2 separate regions of the Homo sapiens genome follow, and region 1 is linked to region 2. Evidence: read pairs that join two places in POLR2A ChIA-PET (ENCODE). Cell type or tissue: Caco-2. All regions are shown on one strand.

Region 1 (5,000 bases), 50 kb before region 2:
CCCTCCACTCAATGAGGAATAAGGCGGCAGAGTTGAGGCAGTTCTACCCATTACTCAGCAAATATGTATTGCCCGCTGTGGCAAGAATAGAGTAATTAAGATGAGGTTCTCACAGAATTTACATTGGCATGAAAGAGATTTACCAAAGAATTCATTGTATACATATTAGTTAATTGCACTTGTAATGCTTTTTGACTATTCTACATAGGTGGGTTTTTAGCCAAAACATCACTTCTGGAGCCTGGTGGCTTCCATAATGCCCTAGATTCCTGCATTGTCAGCGTTCTTTCCCTATTCACTGTGGTTGCTTGTGTAATTATCTGGCTTCCCCTCTAGACTCTGTGAGGCCAAGTCCATGCCTGTCTTGTTCAGCATACCCTGGTGACTGGCCAGGTGCCTGACATGTGGAGGCTGATGAAGCCTAGGATTGAAGTGGTAACCATGAAAGCACTGCCTAGACTGCATAATGGAACATGGGAGGGCCCTCAAAGGTGATTCCTGAGTTTGGGGTATGTAGATGGGGATTGTCACTGATATCAGTATAGAAGTCAGGGAATGGAACTGGCCTACCACAGTGGGATGATGGTGAATTTGATTGAAGATTGATTTATCATGGTGGAGACTTCAGGTGGAATTGTTTGTTGGAGATGAACTTAAAAGTTTGGTGTACATATAGTATGTTTTGGAGTTTTGGTTAGTACTGATTGTTAACACCGTAATCCTTTGCGACTTCCAGAGGAGAATATAGCGGATCAACGCCTGGGCATTGAGGAACATACAAGAAATACATATCAGGTGGGCTTTTCATGCCTACCAGGTGTTCCATTGCCAAACAAATGAATTGGATTCAAGCCATCCCTCCTGGGTTGAAGAGCAACTGGTCACACATTCTCCATTACATAATTTTTCTTCTACCTAAGAAAAATGTTTTATATATATATTCTATTTTGGGTATCAGATTTAACCATTTATCCAGCACATAACTACTGAGCACCTACTATGCACCACACACTTTTCTAGGTGCTAAGAATGCAATAAACAATAAAACATCTTGACTTTTATGTTCTGGTGCTGGGAATTACACAAAAAGCAAAGAAGTGTGTTTATGTATGCAAATGGTGGTAAGTGCTATAGAGAAAAAATAGAATGATAATTTAGGTGCACAATCCTTTATTCTAAATTCTTGGTACCAGATGTAGTTCAGTATTTGGATTTTAGAAAGATAATATGGTACCTATACTGTCTGTTAATATCCCTAGTGGTATCTGGACCAACACTTCATAATACAACATTTTGGAAGCAAAGATCACAGGTAGCCCCATGTCATCTTAGTTCAACTTTTGTTGCCCAATGAGTTAAGATCAAGTTTTGCTATCAAATGAAATGAGTTAAAAGCTTTATTTCAAATTTGGTTTAGGTTATTGTTTTTAAATTTTCAGAGCTAACATGTAGTTCTTAACCAGCAGTTCCAGGCACAGTTCCAAGCACATTATATATATATATATATATATATATATATATATATATATATATATATATATGTATGTATGTATGTATGTATATGTATATGTATATATATGTATATATTAATTCATGTAATTCTTATAGCCGTTCTACAGTGTATCCATTAATCCCCTTTTCAGATGGAAGAACTGAAGCACAGAGGTTAAACAATGTGCCCAAGAATCCAGAGTCCCCACCCTCAAACACTGTCCTGTAGGGTGTGAGTGCTCGGGTTGGGGAGGGAGGCTGCTCCTTAAGGAAGAAGGTCAGGGAAGGCCTTCTGACGTGGTGACATTCATGCAGAGACCTGAAAGAAGTAGGGGAAGAGCCATGTGGATGGGTTGCTGAGGGACGCGGGGTGGGGAGTGGGAATATGCTTACTGTGTTTGATTAACAGCAAAGTGAGTGTTACTGGAGTCAATAGGATGGGAGGGTAGGTGAGTTCAGAGCAGTAGTGGGTGGCCAGACTTTGCCTTTTTACCTGCTTTCAGATATTACCGTTTCTTTGATGTCTCCGGGGTTGCCTGAGGCCTTATTAGTCGTTGGTCTATGGAAAGCAGTTCAATGAATGTTATAATTTGAATTGATTGGAATAATTGAGTGCTTTTCTAAATGCTTGTTCCATGAGATTTTCTAGAATAAGATGTGGTTTTAAATAGTCGACTTCAGCTTATACTCAAATAGTGTGTCTCTCAACAGGGCACTATTGTTATTTTGGTCAAGATAATTTTTTGTTATACAAGATTGTCCCATGCATTATAAGTTATTTAATAACCTGGCCATCACATATTAACTGCCAAGTCCTAGTGAAAGCTGAAAAAAATGCCTTATACATTTCTAAATATTCCCTAGATTTTATGCTCTGGTGGACAATATCATCATCCTTGAGAATAAATTCGTTATGAACAACTGATATATCCTTTCATTTAATATATTTACTTGCTTTAGAATAGTGAGGCAGGATTGTAGAGAGCACTGTGGATTCTAGTCCAAATGAAGTGCTCATGCCCAGCAAATCTAATGCTCTGTCAGCAAAGTAGCAGACATACTAGTTTTAAGAATTGGATTTTAGCCAAAGGTAAATACATCAAAAGCTACGTAAATTTAACTTTTGATATTTTTCTACTTTATTATTACTGATCCGTATTAATGTTTGGGTTTGGAATGAATAACCCACTCCTCTTTATTAAGTACAATAAAATTAAAACAAATTCCCCAGAAAAAAATTATAGGAGTAATAAGCACAGAGAATTATAGGCAATATGAATTTTGACTTTTAACATGATAGACTTTAAAAAATAATCTAGAGCTGCATATCCAAAAAAGTATTATGATCACCCTTTGAAAGTAGGTGCTTTGGCCAAAAACATTGCCATTGCTCAAGTTTTCTTTCCACTCTTCCAAGTTCTTTCAAAATAAGTTGACATGACACATTAACAAATAAGTATTGTTTCTTAATAGACATTCTTTGTTTCCAGCCTTGCATTAGTTTTCTGTTGCTATGTAATATATGATCACAAACTATAAGGGGGCTTAAAACAATACAAATTTACTATCTCATGGTTCCCGTGGGTCAGGAGTCTGGGCGTGGATTAGCTGAGCCCTCTGCTCAGTGTCTCACCAGGCTAAAATCAAGGCGTCAACCCAGCTGTGCTCTCATCTGAAGCTTGGGAGTCCTCTTTCAAGCTCACGGTTGCTTGTGGCTGTAAGCCTGACGTTCCTGCTTTCTTGTTGGCTGTCAGCCCGGCGTTCTCGGCTCCTAGGTGCTGCCCGTGGTGGTCTGCTGCATTCCTCATGGGATGCTTCTTGGAGACCAGCAGGAGGATCTATCTCAGGAAGGACCCAACTCAGGCCCACCCAGGATTGTTTCCCTTTTGAGTAACTTAATTAATTGATAACCAAATTATGCAAGTGAAACTCTATCATATTCACAATTCTGGCTTATCCTCAAGGAAAGGGGATATACAGGCATGTGCACCAGGGGCCATCTTTCGATTCTGCTTTCCACAGACTTCACTGATGGAGTTCCGCTCTTATTGCCCAGGCTGAAGTGCAATGTCACGATCTCGGCTCACTGCAACCTCTGCCTCCTGGGTTCAAGCAATTCTCCTGCCTCAGCCTCCTGAGTAGCTGGGATTACAGGCATGCGCCACCAGACCACGGCTAATTTTGTATTTTTAGTAGAGATGGAGTTTCTCCATGTTGGTCAGGCTGGTCTTGAACTCCCGACCTCAGATGATCCGCCCACCTCGGCCCCCCAAAGTGCTGGGATTATAGGCATGAACTACTGCACCTGGCCCACTGATATTTCTTTCCTGGTTCGATTTACCCATCTTATTCTCCAATTTTGGCTGGAATTAATTTTTTACTGTTTCCAAAATTGGGGTTTGTTTTTTGTAGTTAAGCAAAAGTACCCTTGTACACACTCAAAAGACTGAACCTCTGGCTCCAAAGCTCTTTGAGAAGTTCTGTACTTTCTTGGAGCCAAAAGAGGCAGCTGTACTGGAGTAAGGGACCAACCCCGCAGCATGACTGCTTTGGAGAACCATATTTACTTGGGTATGTAGAGTTGTTAAAAATAATAGTCCTATAAAAGATTCATAGAATCACAAAAGATCTGATTTCCTAATCTTAAAAAATCTCATCCCCTTAGGAAATGTATTTCGTATGGTTCCTATTGGGTCTACGTAATATCTTATTGCCTGTTATGTCTCTACCCATCATAAGTAGAGGATGTTGACTTCCTGATCATTTGGACTTTGTTTCATCCAGTTGACATTTCACAAATGTGAAAACTGGCTACAGAAGGTCAGGAATTGGAATCTTATAAAAATGCTAGCCTTAATATAGTTTTTAATCTTCCCTTTTATTATTTTAAATATAAATCATAGTTTTCATTTCCTCTCTTTCATTATGTGTTGTGATTGAGGTTCTGACTGAAAACATTTTTCATAGATCCTGGGTCACGTTTTAGTATATGGTTGCCATAGTTACCACGTCACCAAGAATCATAAAATCTGCACCAAAACCTTTTTTAATGAAGTTTCTGTTGAACTATCTGCATTAGAAGTTTCCTTTTACTGTAGAGAAAAAATGAGTTTATAATTATCATGCTTCATTTCCTACCAGAATACTCATTGTGATCTTTGGTAATTATTCTTTAATGTTTGTGCCTTCTGGCAGATTGGCTAATATAGTGCCTAGTTCAGTACCTGGCCTGTAGTGGCTCAGAACTGAATGAATGGTATCCCCCTTAATCTAAATGCAGTTTATTTTCAGACTGCTTCTCAGGTTTTATTTTTTTCTGTACTGTCTACAATAACTATACTTTTCTTTCAACTTCTAATTCAAATGCTCCCCTTAAAGTGAAACTTTTTCTAGCTCAGCAGGCATAATTATTTTTTCCTTTGTGTTTTCATGGCGCCTTTTGCTTGGTCCTTTTTTCATCTTCCCAGTTTATTTTATTTATTTTTTAATTTTTTGAATATCTTCTCACT
Region 2 (5,000 bases):
CTGATTTGGAAGGCTGTATTTTTCCACCTAACAGTAACAGCGAATGTTTCCTGAGTTCTTCCTGTGTTTCAGTGCCTGTGTCTAAGTGCTTTACACTTAATCTTCACATCAACCTCCTGAAAAATGTACCATTATTAGCCCTTTTTTTTTTTGAGATACAGTCTTGCTCTGTCACCCAGGCTGGAGTACAGTGGCACAATCTCGGCTCACTGCAACCTCCAGCCCCCAGGTTCAAGTGATTCTCCCAAGTAGCTGGGACTACAGGCACCTGCCACCATGCCCAGCTAATTTTTGTATTTTTAGTAGAGACGGGCTTTAGCCATGTTGGCCAGACTGGTCTTGAACTCCTGGTCTGCCTGCCTAGGCCTCCCAAAGTGCTGGGATTACAAGCATGAGCCACCACGCGCTGCCTTATTACACCTATTTTACAGATGAGGAAACTGAGGTTCAAGGGAGTTAAATAACTTAAAGTCCACGGTAAGCAATGGAACCAAGACTCTGCTGTCTCAAAAGTGCACACCTTCCTGCATTGCACTACACACAAGTTCAGCTTGGTTTTCCTGGATTCTTTAGTGGAAGTTATATAGTTATCCCTAATATAAATTAATACAGTATTACGTGATTTCCAGTGTGAATATGGTACTAACACCACATTATGCCTAGGTCAGATCCTCTTATAAAATCTTTGACAAATTTTCCAAGTTTAGTAGCCCACTTATTTCAAGCAAATCCAGGACAAAAGAATACCATAAACTGTACAATTTCTTACTGTGTTTCTATCAACTAGTAAGTTTGGTGGCCATTGCTTATATAATAGGATTCACACATCCAAAAAATGAGAGATCAAAGGTGGTCTGTGGCCATATGCCCCTGGGAATGTCAGCAATGACATGACCAAGGCCCACCTGGAGGCTGGTGATCAACTCAGCCTGGTCTGTGTCCACTGGTCCTTGAGCATTAACATTGGCCAGCAAGCACTGAGCGCTTTGTGCCAGGAACTCTTCTATGGGTTTTGTGTTTATTTAAATTTTCATAACCTTATCAAAGACATACCACCGTCATCTCCATTTACAGATAGAGAAATAACAGTTATTTTTGAAAAGTCGCATAGCTGGCAAGTGGTGGAGCTGGAATTTGAACCCAGGCATTTTAGCTCCAGGGTCATCCTATACTGCTGTGAGGATCCAGGCAGCAGATGTTCCCAAGGTCCAGCCAAGGGGCAGGCTTTGAGATATGGCTTGGCTGTGTCCCCACCCAAATCTCATCTTGAATTGTAGCTCCCATAATCCTCACATGTTGTGGGAGGGACCTGGTGGAAGATAACTGAATCATGGGGGTGGGTTTTTCCCATGCTCTTCTTGTAATAGTGAATAAGTCTCATGAGAACTAATGGTTTTATAAATGGGAGTTTCCCTGCACGTGCTCTCTTTCCTGCCACCATGTTAAGATGTGCCTTTGTTTCTCCACCATCCGCCATGATTATGAGGCCTCCCCAGCCACATGGAACTGTGAGTCCATTAAACCTCTTTTTCTTTATAAACTACCCAGTCTCGTATTTTTTCATAGTAGTATGAAAATGGACTAATACACTTGGCATACGTGATATGTAACTATATATACAAGACTGGGTACGCTTTCATCCACTGTAACAGCAAATCGTGGTTGACATGACAGAACCAACTAGCAGCACATAAAGTCACCCACTAAATGTCACATCAGTGTGCAGGACTGAGCCATGGAATTATTAAAGCCAGACCTACAAGTGGAGTGGGCTCCTTTCAGGTAAGAGCATAAAGGGCTGAACACTTGCACTGTTAAGTATGATCTATTAAATTTTCTGAAACCTACCGTTTTTGTTGACTCAGTAGATCTAAAGCACAGAGCTGGAGGAATGAGGCCAATGTCAGAAGAGAAGGCAGCATGGGAGATACCAGAGATGGGGAGGGCAAGAGGCAGCCCACACTAGCGGGTGGTGTGCAGAGCATGCAAGTCTTGGTGCAACTCCTGTCCCGTATTTCACAGAGTTCCAATCAAGTCTGTTTTAAAGCAGAATTCAATCGATGTGTATAAATTATATTTTATTCACAGTAGGCCTAGAAGGAGCTCCACAGTCTGACCAACTTTATGGTTCATGTATCTAAGGCACATGTTGCAGTGTCTCCTGTTCCCTTTGTAGGAAGGTTTTCAAAGAGCCCCTTGCTATTTTTTGTTGCTGTTGTTGTTAAAGAGATGGAGTCTTGCTCTGTCACCCAGGCTGGAGTGCTGTGTGGCACGATCATAACTCACTGTGGCCTCAAGCAGTCCTCCTGCCTCAGCCTCCGCAGTAGCTGGGATTATGGGCACAAGCCACCACACCTGGCGTCCATTGCTTTTATCAAGAACTGGAAGGCATCTGGACCAGTCACCTTTTTCATTATACAAAAAGAGAAGCTTAGAAAGGAACGGCAAAGGGGAAATTGCATGCATGGGGCATTTATTACGGGTAACTCAAATCGTAATTTATGATCATAGGTATATACATCTTCACACAATGGGGCAGGTGATACTATCTTAATTTTATTATATAGAGGGAAAAATAAGGTTCAGGGTTACACAGCTGGTTAATGAACAAGATCTGTGCCCCATCTGAGGTGCTAAGTCTATCCTAGCTAAGCCAATGCTATCCCTTTCTGGACCTGAGGACATAGATGATGCTACTGTGTGTGCCCTGGATGGCTGTTTGCTCATAGGTTCTTTAGAAATTAACAGTTAAACTGAATGCTGATTTTGTTCTCATATAATTGACATTACTAAAATTTAAAAGCCTCAAATGTTTGCTACTCAATATTTTATGAATATTTTTATGAAAGAATACATTAGGTTTCTTTTATAGTTACAAGAAACCAGGTTAATTAGATTTGTACAATGAAAGAGACTTTAACAAAAGTCTGGCAACTGTGCTGGAGCCAGGGAATCCCTAATGTAACAGACTGTCTCCAACTTTCAGCTCTGCTTTCCAGAATGTGGGCATCATTCATTCTCAAGCAAGCTCTCCATACTTGGAGGCCAAGATTCCCCCGTGGCACTAGGATCCCATCTTTCTTCCAGCTCCTTATTCCAGAGAAAATACTCAACAACCCCAGGAAAAGTCCCTGGACGCATGGGATTGGCCATCTTGAGTCACAAGTCCTTTCCTGATCCAATTACTCCAGATCCTGGGGCTGCCCCTGATGGGGAGGGAGGGAGGGAGCAGATGGGAAGTTCTCCAAAGGGAGATGGAAAATGCCTGATGTCTCCTCCACAGTGAGAAGCGTCCCTAGGTGACCTATTAATATTGCACCACAGAAACCTATGCCTCTTAAATAATTTGTGCAAACTTGTAGAATATATTGAAAAGCAAAAGGAAACCAAGTAGAGAAATATTTTTTAGTTTCTTGAAAAAGTCACATAAATTAGTGAACCCTTGTGTCCTACAACAGTGATTTTTTAAACTATGGGTCACAACCCTTTAATGAATCCTGAAATCAATTTAAGGGTCATGACCAGCACTTTTGTTTTTTGAACCAGGGTCAGCACCGTTGCCCAGTCTGGAGAGGGCAAAATCAATTTAAGAGTCATGACCAGCACTTTTTTTTTTCTTCCTTGATACAGGGTCAGCACTGTCCCCCAGGCTGGAGTGCAATGGTGCAATCATAACTCACTGCAGCCTTCACCTTCCAAGCTCAAGCAATTCTCCTGCCTCAGCCTCCGGAGTAACTGGGACTATAGGCACGTGCCACCACGCCCAGCTAATTTTTTTTTTTTTTTTTTTTTTTTTTTTTTTTTGTAGTGACAAGGTTTTGCCATATTGCCCAGGCTGGTCTGGAACTCCTGGAGTGAGCCACTGTGCCCGGCCATGACCAGCACTTTTTAATGAAAATATCTGTGTGTAGCACACAGTAGACTTATTTTTGCTTCAATTTACATATCGATGAGTGTGTTCCTTTCCAGGTTCCCTCGTTCATCCACCCTGAATGAAGACAGATACTCACCTGGTAATGGCCTGAGATCTGACTGAAGCCTGAGAGGTGACTCAGCCACAAGACACTCAGGGTTCATTAGAATTGTCTAGTCCCAGGTCTGCTTCCTCCAAGCGGTGAGACCTTGAGGCATTGCAGTAACGCCTCTTGAGTCTTCCTTTTCTCATTTTAAGGACAGGACTAATACCTGTCCTGCCCTGCCTCATGGGGTTGTAATAATGATCAAATGAAGTGGTGCTCTTGACCAGTGGCAAGAACTTCAGAAATGTGAGTTGTAACAATTTGTATTTGTTAGCAGTAAATAAAAGTGCTTGGAACCGGCAGCCTCTGGGGCAATTAAATATAGAAGATAAAACCCATGCCTTTTGGAAACTAGCATTCTTCCACAAATACTGCTTCCAGACTACTAAATGGAAGTTGTTTCTGGAAGATGGATAGATTTAAGAATCTTGGCCACGGAGCTCCTTTTTGCATCCCACAGAAAGGGGCTCTGCTCACAAGGAAGTCTTCCTCCCTAGACTGAGCCTCCCAGAAGCACACCCTGAACAACTCTGCAGAGCTGAGCAGCATACTTCCTGTCCTACAAGTACTGTTTTAGTGATACCTGCTGCCTCCCAGAGAGAAGTGGCAGCATCTCATTGGTGGGGTTGGGGGAATTAGGGAATGCATGTTAATGTGAACCCCAAGAGTGAGTTGATAGCTGGTGAAGAGGGAGAAGGTAGAGGTGAGGGCCTTTAGGTTGGCCGGCTGGGCTTGCCTTGCAGTCAGTAAAGCCCCCTCATGCAGAGCCATTCATCTCCTGTTGGGAACGCTGACCTTTTGGTTCAGATGCCTGATATAAACTCACTGATATGGGAGGGGAGGATCTGAATGGGTAGGAAGGAAACAGGGAAAGTTACTAGGACAGACAGATTCTAAGGCTTCTCTGAAAGGAAGGAAGGAGTTGTGATGTGCTACCGGGGAGGTCCAAGGGAGAAGGGCCTGGGCAGTGTGCACCACTGG

What was found. Peaks named below come from ENCODE experiments on the same cell type or tissue, not always from the same donor. Only the 100,000 strongest peaks of a DNase experiment are listed, where the experiment ranks them.
Region 1: POLR2A ChIA-PET joins it to region 2 with 14 read pairs; 3 of 35 experiments call an interaction of 5 or more read pairs at or near these places.

The regions. Positions count from the first base shown.
Region 1 is chr14:89,996,883-90,001,882 of GRCh38, forward strand. The region is part of intron 14 of TDP1 (tyrosyl-DNA phosphodiesterase 1); the gene reads left to right. Among named protein-coding and RNA genes, the nearest start is that of TDP1, 43 kb to the left of the region's middle. In Caco-2, no CTCF peak of the experiment used is centred here; no DNase peak of the experiment used is centred here.
Region 2 is chr14:90,046,399-90,051,398 of GRCh38, forward strand. It overlaps LOC124903406, which reads left to right and starts at 1,736. Exons shown (of 3, transcript XM_047432048.1): 1 at 1,736-1,782. The coding sequence starts at 1,736. In Caco-2, no CTCF peak of the experiment used is centred here; no DNase peak of the experiment used is centred here.